Linked DNA regions of Homo sapiens: region 1 is linked to region 2. A link is a contact called in ENCODE Hi-C or POLR2A ChIA-PET data. All regions are on one chromosome and are shown on one strand. The core of a region is the stretch at or near the end of the contact, and the rest is flanking DNA. Distances in the headings are between cores, read along the strand shown.

Region 1 (5,399 bases), core at 2,641-5,140, 610 kb after region 2:
GTCACAGTGATGACTAGCAAGGCCCAAAGACAACCACCTGTTCCCTAGGGCTTTGTTCAGCCCTCTGCCCCTCACACACCACGTGAAAAGTCCCTGCTTCCAACGGTCCAGGGCACTTAGAAGCCCCAGGATTGAAGACTTGGTCTCCTAGAGGGTCTTCATGGAATAGTACCCGGGCAAGATGGGACCAGACAGAACTGGCCCCAAACCTCTCAATAAGTCAAGGCAGTGGTGGACACATTGGGTCACATATTCTCATATTCTTCAGGTAGGAATATGTCTCCAAAGGAGACATCATCTTTGGAAATGTGTCTCTGTCCATAGCTAAACCAATTTCTTACTTTAATGTGCAGAGCCACATCTCTCTTTGAAGCCACATTATTTTATGCCCATCTTCCTCCCATCTCTCTTCCAGTCCATCAACAGGATTCCCTCAACAGAGGAACAGTTTCTTTTTTTTTTTGAGACGGAGTCAAGCTCTGTCACCCAGGCTGGAGTGCAGTGGCACGATCTCGGCTCACTGCAAGCTCCGCCTCCCGGGTTCACGCCATTTTCCTGCCTCAGCCTCCCCAGTAGCTGGGACTACAGGTGCCTGCCACTAAGCCTGGCTAATTTTTTGTATTTTTAGTAGAGATGGGGTTTCACCATGTTAGCCAGGATGGTCTCTATCTCCTGACCTCATGATCTGCCCGCCTTGGCCTCCCAAAGGAACAGTTTCTTAAACATAAATTCGGTTGAAAATTACCAAGTATTAAAAAAAACAGGGTATGATCTCACCTAGTGTCACCTTATAACACATACACCTGGGCTATAAAGTCAGAAAACCAATGGAATGAGTCAGAAATAGTCATCGCAGGAGGCATAAGGCTGCTTGAGCTGGCTTCATAATTACCCACAGAGAGGTGTGTTTGGGTTGCATTCAGAATATACTCTATCTTGTTTTGTTAAAGTGGTTGGACTTAAGTGGATACATTCCAAGAGTTTTCTCAGGCCCTGACATCGATGAAAGAGGAAGATGGAAAGCTGCCCACAGGATTTCTGCAGCATTTGGCTTCCTTAGGCCAATGTAGACATTAAAACATTGCTCTGTCATTGACCCACGACCTCTGTTTTAGCTTCCCTAACACTGGAAACAAGTGTTTAATGCCCTTAGTGACCCAGCAAATATTTCAGAGGGCAGCCTCTTATATTTTATGCTTCCACTGCCAGGTGATTGTGGGCTAATGACAGAAAAGACAAATGGAAAACATCTGGACATTTAAAGGGCAATGATAATAAACTGCTTCTCAGATATTGGAGTCTGAGCACACCATCTGTTGACTAAGGTAAAGATGGTAAATGTTTTTGGGGTGATCCCCAACTACATACCCCTTTTTCTGAACCCTGTATCAGCTGCCACACCTATACAGTGTGACCCTCTTCCCTTCATAGTTGAGTGGACAAGATGTAGACACTGGACCCAAGCTGGACTCACCAGGTTTTCCCTTGTGGAATTGGGAAATGGGCCTCTGAGGTTCTTGAGCAGCATGTTTGGCTCCTGTGCACAGATCTGCAGTGAGAGAGCAGGAAATGGATGCACAGAGGAGAGATGAGGACAGTGCAGCTGGCAGAGCAGCAGCGCGGCAGCCCCTGGCCCCTGGCTGGCCAAGTCTGGCTCTCTCCTGAGGTCTTGTAGTGCCACGTGTTTCCAGGTGCCATGACATATCAACAGTAGCCCTCACCTCTGCTTAAATACCTGTGGGTGTCTGTGAAACGTATGTTCCCTGCCATCCTTTCAGAAGCTCAGTCTGTACAGTGAACACAGGTGGTGTGGCTGGAACCATTTCTAGAAGGGCTCTGCACGTGAGCATCACCACTTTCCTGACGGTGTTCTTTTGTATCTTGAACTGTTCTCCCAGTAAAGATGTCTTCTGGGCCCTGCAGTCCATGTTAAAGAGCCAGGTAGACAGGTCAGCAAAGGACAGAAGAACAGCTTCTTTTTTGTCTGTGGTGGTCTACATTTTAAGGTGTCAATTCAAGTGGGCAAAAGGGAGAGGAGAGCCTGCCTACCTTTCTCTCTTTCTCTGTTTATTCATTCAATGGACTCTTTTTTTTTTTTTTTTTTGAGATGGAGTTTCGTTCTTGTTGCCCAGGCTGGAGTGCAATGGTGTGATCTCAGCTAACTGCAACCTCCACCTCCCGGGTTCAAGCAATTCTCCTGCCTCAGCCTCCCAAGTAGCTGGGATTACAGGCATGCACCACCATGCCCAGCTAATTTTGTATTTTTAGTAGAGACAGGGTTTCTCCATGTTGGTCAGGCTGGTCTCGAACTCCCGACCTCAGGTGATCCACCTGCCTCAGCCTCCCAAAGTGCTGGGATTACAGGCATAAGCCATCGTGCCCGGCCTTTTTTTTTTGGAGACTGAGTTTCACTCTTGTTGCCCAGGCTGCAGTGCAGTGGCATGATCTCAGCTCACTGCAACCTCCACCTCCTGGATTCAAGCGATTCTCCCGCCTCAGCCTCCCAAGTAGCTGGGATTACAGGCACCCAACACCATGCCCGGCTAATTTTGTATTTTTAGTAGAGATGGGGTTTCACCATGTTGGTCAGGCTCATCTCAAACTCCTGTTCTCAGGTGATCCACTGGCCTTGGTCTCCCAAAGTGCTGGGACTACAGGAGTGAGCCACTGCACCCAGCCTCAATTGACTCTTGTTAGGCACTTATCATGTGCTAGGCACTATTTAAGATCCTAAAACTATTGTACCTCATGGAGCTTACATCATAGTGGAGGGAGTCAGACAATAAATAAACATACAGTTAAATAATTTCAGATCACAAACAGCTATGAAGTAAATAAAACAGGAAAGTAAAATAGAGAATGACTGTGTGGTGGCTTCTTTAAGAAGGATGTCAGGAAAGGACATTCTGAGGGGGTGATGCTGAATGGACATAGGAATGAGAGAGAGAGGAGGAGCCGACCACAGAGAAACATGTAGGAGCAGCTTTCTAGAGGGAGTGCCAGCATATTCAAGGGTGCTGGAACCTGTCTCCCTTCTGGCCTCCCTTGCTTCTTTCTTTTCCTTTACCTTTTCTCAAATACTAACTGAGCTGGCACTAAGAGTCAGGAGCTAACTGAAATGGATCAAAAGAAGAATAGAACACAGGCCTTTTTTTCTCTTTTCTTTTTTTGAGATGAGGGCCCCACTATGTTGCCAAGGCTGGTTTTGAACACCTGGCCTCAAGTGATTGGCCTCTTGAGTAGCTCGGATTATAGGCGTGAGCCATCATAACTGGCTAGGACAGAGTTTTTGCCTTGGAGAAATTCACAGAGCAGGGAAGGAGAAAGACAAGTCATTAAAATATAGATGGTTGTACTTAGTAGAAGGAAGCATAAAGTGTTATTGGGAAGACCATGGAAGCATAGACTGCCTGCTGGGTTCTCCTAAACACCTGACCAGCAGCTGGGTCCTCAGAGGAGAAGGCTGAGTCTCTGAAGAATCAGAAAGCTCCATTTCTTTCCAATGTAATGCTCTCTACCTTAGGAGCCTTCAAAAATTCTGCAGAGTGGGGAGCTTCTTTGACCAATCCAGCAAAGCACACACACCAAACACTAATGGGAAAATGGAAAACTGGAATTGATTCAAGTCGCTGAGAAAACAGGAAAGGTGGCTTTTATTTGGAGGACCAGGATGCAGACATAAAATACACACACACACGCACACACACTCTCAGAGGACTGAAGGCAAAAGAAGGAGTTGGCAGTCATCCCTGGAAATGTGTAATCCAAGAACGAAAGTTTACAGAAAAGGAAGAAGCCTTACACAGGGTCACAGTGAACCCCTGGGGATTTATGTAAGTGACTTAGGGTTTAAAGCGAAACTGTGTGTTGACTTAATGGTATGACTCATTTAAATGGAACGGACTTTTAAAAACACATACACGAGGATTAGGTTTTCCATTTATTGTTGTGAGGCCATGTGATACTTAATGACACTGAGGTCCAAAGATACGGAAGCTGCCCATAGAATGCGTCTGTGTAAGAACAAAAGAGAAGCAGGTTGCATCCCTTAAACAGTTGAAAAGGAAATGCTAGGCTCCAGCCACAATACCCTGTGGGCCGTCAGACTAGAGCGGGTGATGAGTGGGTGCTGGATGCTAGGTAAACGGAAGAAGTGACTGCAGTGGTGGGAGGTGTGAATGCCAGCACATAGCTTTGGTTTGTGGTAAACACCAGACAGGGCATGGAAGAGCGTGTTTTAGTTATTCTGTCAGAACAGCATAGATTAGAGGGTGACCAGATGTTCCTCTTGAGGGAACTTGTCACTCTATAAACATTTTGCCCTGAGAAGACTTTGTGGGAGAGGAACAGTTCTTGGCTAGCACTGGTCCCTGTCAGAGTTCCTTCTGTACCTGGTGAATTTGGGAGGAAAAACTGGGAGCGTGGCTCAAAACCTTATGTCCTCCTCCTGGGAGCACTCATGTGCTGTGAGCACAGGCTCTGCTCAGCTCCTCCAGGTAGGCCCTGGCCAGGGTGGAAGCTTTCCCTGGCCCAGCACTCCCATGAAAGGGTTGCGCCTAAAACTCAGGTTCCATTTGCCAAGAGATACAAGCTGGGCCTTCCAACCTAAACTTTATCAATGGTGAATGTGATATTTTGGCCTCTAACCACTTGGTCTTTTATCTTATTCCTCAATAGGTTCAGAAATCAGGGTGGGAAGTGAAATCCTATTACTGAGACTCCAACAGCGTCCTGGGGAGCACCTCAAAGGGTCTTCCAGAGTTGTTGAAATTGGGGTTCAGCCAGAGGCCTGTGTACCTGCCAATCTGGAGAGACAAGTCTTGTATGTCAGGACAAAGGAAACACGTATGGTTTCTGATACAATCCCCACACCAAGAATTACAAGGGCAGACACACTGAATGCCAGGTGTTAATTTATAGTTGAGCCACTTCTCACCTGTGCAGAACTAGCTAGCATGCTCCAGGAGGAGGGTCACCACTCGGGAGAGTATGTCTCTATCCCAGTCATGCAGGGATGCCAGCTAGGTTCTCAAAATACCACTGATTGCCTTAGGGACTGGAATGTGCACAGCAACTAGAACCAAAACCCACCAAATAAACCAACCCAGCACTTTAACTGATGGCATCTAACACATATTTAATAGTTCTTGCTCTGAAAAATGAAACAATAAAGCATAACTTTCTATATAGCATTTTAGAGTTAAAGCACTTTTAGACACATCTACTTTGACCTACGTTACAACCTCAGAGTGTTACTGTGATTTCCATTTACATGAAAGGATGAAAAGAGGAAAAAGGATGGGAAAGAATAGAGGGGGATAGAGAGAGGAAGGCAGGAAGTGAGTTACATCTGGGGGGGCAGATGTCTGGGACCACCATGTGCACCTGTGTATCACAGG
Region 2 (5,553 bases), core at 1,865-4,364:
TTGCTAATTTGAAAGACTATTTCTTCTCTCATCTCAGAATCCTACATTGCTAGAGTCTGACATTTTTATGTCTGACACCCAGATTCTGTACTGCATTATAACTGTGTTATTTCTCCTACTGAACTGCAGGTTGCTTGAAAATGGGGAAGTATCTTATTTAATTTGTATCCCTATTCTTCCAGTCTTCAAAGTAGAAGATACTTAAGAAAGGTTTGTTGTATAATTATTTCTGCTTTTCTGGAGTTTCTGAGGGCTTCAGCAAAATATACTTCAAGTCTAACTGCTGTGTGGGACTGTCTTTCAGATATTATTTGCACTATACTCAATACATTTTGGATCACTCAAATTACTGATTTTGGTGGAAATATCCTTCTAAAGTAAAAATAAAATATAATTCCCCTTCATAAAACCTTCTGAAGGTTCCCTGTAACCTACTGGTCAATGTTCACAGCACTGTTCTACAGCCTTATTAATATGGCAACCCCACCCTGGTCCAACTCTACCAAGCCACCTGTAACTCAACTGTACACTGCTGCAGAATGCACCAGCTGCTTGATGAACTCCACTGCCTCTACCAGACACAGCTGAAATTCTCCTTCTTTTTGAAAGCCTTCCTATATTTGTTTTTTGTGAGGTTTTTTTGCTTCCTGCCTCACTATGCTGATAATTTCTAAAATACAAATTCCTCAAGGCAACACTCATCTTTTTATCCTCAGGTCAGGCAAGTAGCAGCTTACTAAGCGTTTAATGAATGTTTATTGAAAGAATTACTAAAGAATAATTCAGTAAATCTGCTGGTACTACATAAAACATTGGCCCACAATCAAAAGGCACAATTCTAGGATGTTTTTCATTACTACTAATGAATGGTGCATTTCTCTATTCTATCTCATCCCATAAACTCGTGAATTCAAGATAACTTGTACCTTCACTACTAGCTAACCATATCACCATTACCAAAGCCACAAAACAAACCCACATCGTATCAAAACCTCTTTGCGTCATGAGCAAATGGTGAAACCAGTAAGGCATATTCACAGCTATTGTAAAAGATATGGAAAAAATAACTTAAAAATCTTTGAAATCGATCCAATTTAAGCATGTTAAATGAATTAAAATCACACAATTTGGGGGCGGTGTCTTTTCATGCACCTAATTTCTCTAGGGGTATACTACATAAAAGGCACTCAAACGCCTACTTTATAAAACCGGTGTCACGGCCTGCTTTGGCCAAAAAGCAGACTGTCAAGTACTAGGAGATCCCAAGTATACAATTGGACACTGTGCTGGACTTGAGGTCTTTAGCAAACAATTTCAGCGTAACATTTTAGTTTTCTCATATATCTGCCTCATTATGTTTAGAACATAATGTGCTTTAACAAGTCTTGTCACAAGGCACAATGTGTTATGAGATCTCCACATTTCATCCTAGAATAACTAAGTCTTCACAGTTATCTTCAAGCTGCCTCACCCATGTTACGTAATCCATGAGCTTTTTATCTTCCCTGTACAGTTGGGGAAAGAGAAGGGAAGGAAGAGTACAAAATGACTTGGCCTAAGAGGTTCAGCCAGTCACTAAAAGAGCCTTCGTTTTAATTATCAGTTCCTAACCCTCTTCTCAAAGAACCGTTTTGTTTGAGAAACCTTCATTAACAGCAGGCAGAACAGAGTGTTAAATTAGCTATTAGCTTTCCTTACTTGTTTAGTGTGAATGAATAACCTAAGCTTCCTAAGCCTGTAGGTTGATAGTTTTAGGATAAGAGATCTGATGGATCAAGTTTTGCCGACTGGATCCAAATTCATAAATCTACCTCTAACTTCTAAATTTCAAAATAGCTTGACGTGAACTTTAAAGGCATTTCTTTCCTCTCCAAATTTCTAATTCTTTACAAATTTTATTCACTCTCCTAAATGAGTCAACTCATACCAACCTTTCTAGTTCAGGATCAAACTGTAGGATCACCAGAATTTTCTTCTACCCCACAGTAAGCCAAACCCCCATGAACCATGAAAAGGTCCATGACATCCATCACCCACAGCTAACTCTACACCTTGACTCTAATCTGAATTGTTAGAAAGCCCAGGAAGTTCAAGAAGCCTCCACCCTTACACTTCTAAATCACCTTCTTTTCTAATCCTCAACCTATTACAGCGTCCAGAAAAGAGAAATCTCAATTCTCTCAGATTCAAGAACTTTATCAGCGTTGCTAGTAATCGCAGTTTGGCATTTACAACTATGGGTCCTGAAACTGGGTAATAATCTAAAAATTCCTACATTATACGTGCAGACAGCAAATTAGTATATTCTATGTCCTGGGCCCAAGCGATATGCCTAACTGGGCAATCAGCATAGGCTCAAAAAATGTGCAGGGAGCTCACAATTCAGTTTACTGTCGTTGACTATAAAATTCTAAACCAAAGTATTTTCATGATAAAATTATAAACCAAAGTATTTTCACACATGCCTGCCTCTTGGATGATGTAAATTCTTCCCCTAGACTTTTTACTAGACCACTATCGGGGTTCTCTTCCACTGCAGCGGCCACCCAATAACTCGTTTTAAAGACTGCCTCTTGCGGCTGCACTAGCAAATCGCCAAACCCCGCATGCCCCACGGCCGCTGCTGAGACTCTGCAGCCCCAAATCGGCCATCCCCTCCTCCCCCACGTCCCCGCGCTGCTCGTCCCCCAACGCCGGGCGCCAACCTTGCTCCATCCCAGAGAGGGTTTGGGGCTCCCCGGGTCAGAGCGCTCCGCAGGCGCAGCTCCGCGAACGCCAGCGAGAGCGGTCCCGGGGCCAGCACCTACCTCCCACCTCCTCCTCCAGGAGCGGCCCGGGTCGACGCTCGCCCGCACCCTGCAACGGCCCCAACAGCCGCGCGGAGCCTCCCGCCGAACAACGGGGCGCTGAGCCAGGTGCCGGCTCTCACCTCCGCGCGCGCCCGCCCCTTGCCGGCGCCCACCCCCGCCCGCCCCTCCCTGGCGGGGCGCGTCACAATCCCCGACGCGAGGCGCTGCTGCTCACCGTCACGGCCCCCGGGAGCGGCGGGGAGTCACCGCTCGGCGTCCTAGCCCGGCTCCCGCAGCCCGAGGGCCAGCAGCGCCTCGCAGCGCCTCCCGCCCGCGGCCCCTCCTCCGCTGCGGGCTCCCGCCTTCCCCGCCCCTTGCAGCCGCCTCCCGGCCTCCGCAGGTTTCCGAGGTTCCCACCCCGCCCCCGCGCGCCGGCGCCGCAGGCCCCGCCGCCTCCCATTGGCTCCGCCAGTTGCTAGGCGATGAACAACCGTGGCCTGCATTGGTCGGGTGGGGGCCTCGGTAGTCTCCTCCTTACCTCCAAAAAAACCCGGAGAAAAAGAAGACCTTATCCCTGCGGTCCGCGCGCGCTGCGGGCGCAGCTGCGGCTGCGGCACCTGTTACGCCCAGTGATTCACCCGGCCGTTTTCTGCTCCCCGCCCCCTTCTGACGCCTGCAGCGTCCGGGGCCGGGGCTCTGTGGGGGCCGGGACTCTGCAGGGACCGGGGTCGTGGCTACTTTAGAGCACGTTTTCCGAGCCCCACTGAACCCCAACACCCAGCCTAGCAGCAAAAGTGAAGCTTCCAGGAGAGCCACGTGCGTTTGCCAAAGTGGAGAAATAAACTGCGGGCACCTAGAATTAGGTCAGGTCCAAGGAACGGGAGGTTCAAGCGTCGGGAGTCGTGGATGCAAACAATCCAGCCGGGAGAAAGTTATATGTAAAATTAGGGCGAAGAAATGGATCTGGGCAGAAGACCGCGGGCAAAGGAAAGACTAAGAAATAGCATTCGTGAACTCAGTTTATGCAAAAATGTCTTACACCCACTCGACAAAGTATGTGCGATGAAAATGTATGCCTGCTGCACCCGTGGCCAGGGTCAGGCTGTCTCCTCCCTGGTTTCATGGCAGCCTAAAATTCACTGGGGAAGAAAAGAAAAGAGGCCAGAGAAAGGAGATCAGATGGAGAAATCACAGGCATATAGGTTACACAAAGATGTTCTTTGATTTTTGTTTTGTTTAGTTTTGGTGAAGCCAAGGGATTTATTCAAAAGGCGAAAAACAGGTTTGGTGTTTTAAGGAGACTCCTGAGAGCACTTTGAAACCAAAACAGTATGAGTGAAGATGCTAACACTGAAAAACAAGAGCGGGAGGAATGTCCACCTCCCAGTTTGCATGCACGTATCCCCAATCCTGGATGAAAGATCAGGGCCAGAAGAAGCACGCCACGGTGACAACTTCAGGGCCCAACGAAATCCTCCTCTTTTCCTTTGGCCAAGCAATCAGAGGCCCGTCTAGCTGCTGTTGAGCCCAGGTGGCGTTACCATTAACAGTTACATTTTTAAAAGGTTTGAACCAAGCTTAGTTGAGCTCTGGGAAGTTTAGCTCTGACCTCAGCAACCCCGGGAAAGGAATAAGATCTGCCTGAATAAACCAGCGGTCTCAATCTTTTGGTCTCAAGACCGCTTTCCACTTGTAAAATTATTGAGAGCCCCAAGAACTTTTCTTTATGTTGGTTACAGCTATTAATATTAAAACAGAAATTTAAAAATTGCTATTTTTTAAAATAATAATGAATAAAAATAAAAATGTCAAATAGCGCATTTTAATTAAAAATAACTATTTTCAAAAAATTAGTTAAAAGAATGGTGTTACTTTAAAATTTTGCCCATATCTTTAATGTCTTGCTTAATAGAAGGCATTTGGATTTTCATATCTGTTTGTGCATTCGATCTGTTGTGCTATTTCAGGTAGCGTCTGGAAAACTCTACTGTGCACTCATAATGAGAGGGAAAAAGGCAAATAATATCTTAGTATTATAACAAAAATAGTTTTGACTTTGCAGACTCCCTGGAAGGGTCTTGGAAACTTGCCGCCCCAAGGTTCAGCAGATCTTTGAAAACCACTGGTCTAAACCTCTTTGTACTCTGTCCCTCTTTGTTAACCAATAACTGGTTAAGGGGCTAAAAATATGACCTAATTCTGCTCAGTCCATAATGGGGAGTGGGGGATGAGGAGCTTCAGGGGAAGGATTTTATCCTGACAGACTAAGGACAAGTTTTTTCCTTCTTGCCTTGGACATCCTCCAGTAAGCCAGACATGTTTGGAGCTGTGGCAGCATATTCTGCAACCACGAGAGAAAAGCAAGAAAAATACATGCGTACCTCGTTTTATACTTCAATTTATTGCACTTTACAGGCACTGTATTTTTTTTTAATAAAGGTTTGTTGCTCAACCCTGCATTGAGCAAGTCTAGTGGCACCATTTTTTCTAAGAGCATGTGTTCACTTGGTGTCTCTGTCACATTTCGGTAATTTTTGAAATATTTCAGACTTTTCCATTAAATATGTTACGGTGATCTGTGATGTCACTATTGTATTATTTTGGGGGTGCCGCAAACTGCACCCTTATAAGACAGCCAATTCAATGTATATGTTGACTGCTCCACTGACTGGCTGATCATCTCTCTCCCTCTCCTTGGGCCTCCCTACTCCCTAAGACACAGCAATATTAAAATTAGGCCAATAAATAACCCTACAATGGCCTC

What was found. Hi-C counts contacts between places; a loop is a spot of excess contacts on that map. ChIA-PET counts read pairs that join two places held with the same protein, here RNA polymerase II (POLR2A). Pooled maps may share reads with other maps.
Region 1: a loop to region 2 is called in a pooled map, with 7 times the contacts of the local background. The contact joins the enhancer-like site here to the promoter of SSX2IP in region 2. A Hi-C loop is called at or near these places in 1 of 168 maps with a recorded cell type or tissue (CD14-positive monocyte) and 5 of 50 pooled maps. POLR2A ChIA-PET finds 5 or more read pairs at or near these places in 1 of 52 experiments (HEK293T).

What each region holds. Positions count from the first base shown.
Region 1 is chr1:85,294,226-85,299,624 of GRCh38, forward strand. No RefSeq gene overlaps it. Among named protein-coding and RNA genes, the nearest start is that of BCL10, 20 kb to the left of the region's middle. Within about 2 kb of position 3,891, at least 24 of the 41 ENCODE cell types and tissues checked have a DNase peak (open chromatin) inside an H3K27ac peak, as active enhancers do.
Region 2 is chr1:84,687,347-84,692,899 of GRCh38, forward strand. It overlaps SSX2IP (SSX family member 2 interacting protein), which reads right to left and starts at 3,115. Exons shown (of 14, transcript NM_001166293.2): 1 at 3,025-3,115. RefSeq lists a silencer at 2,567-3,326.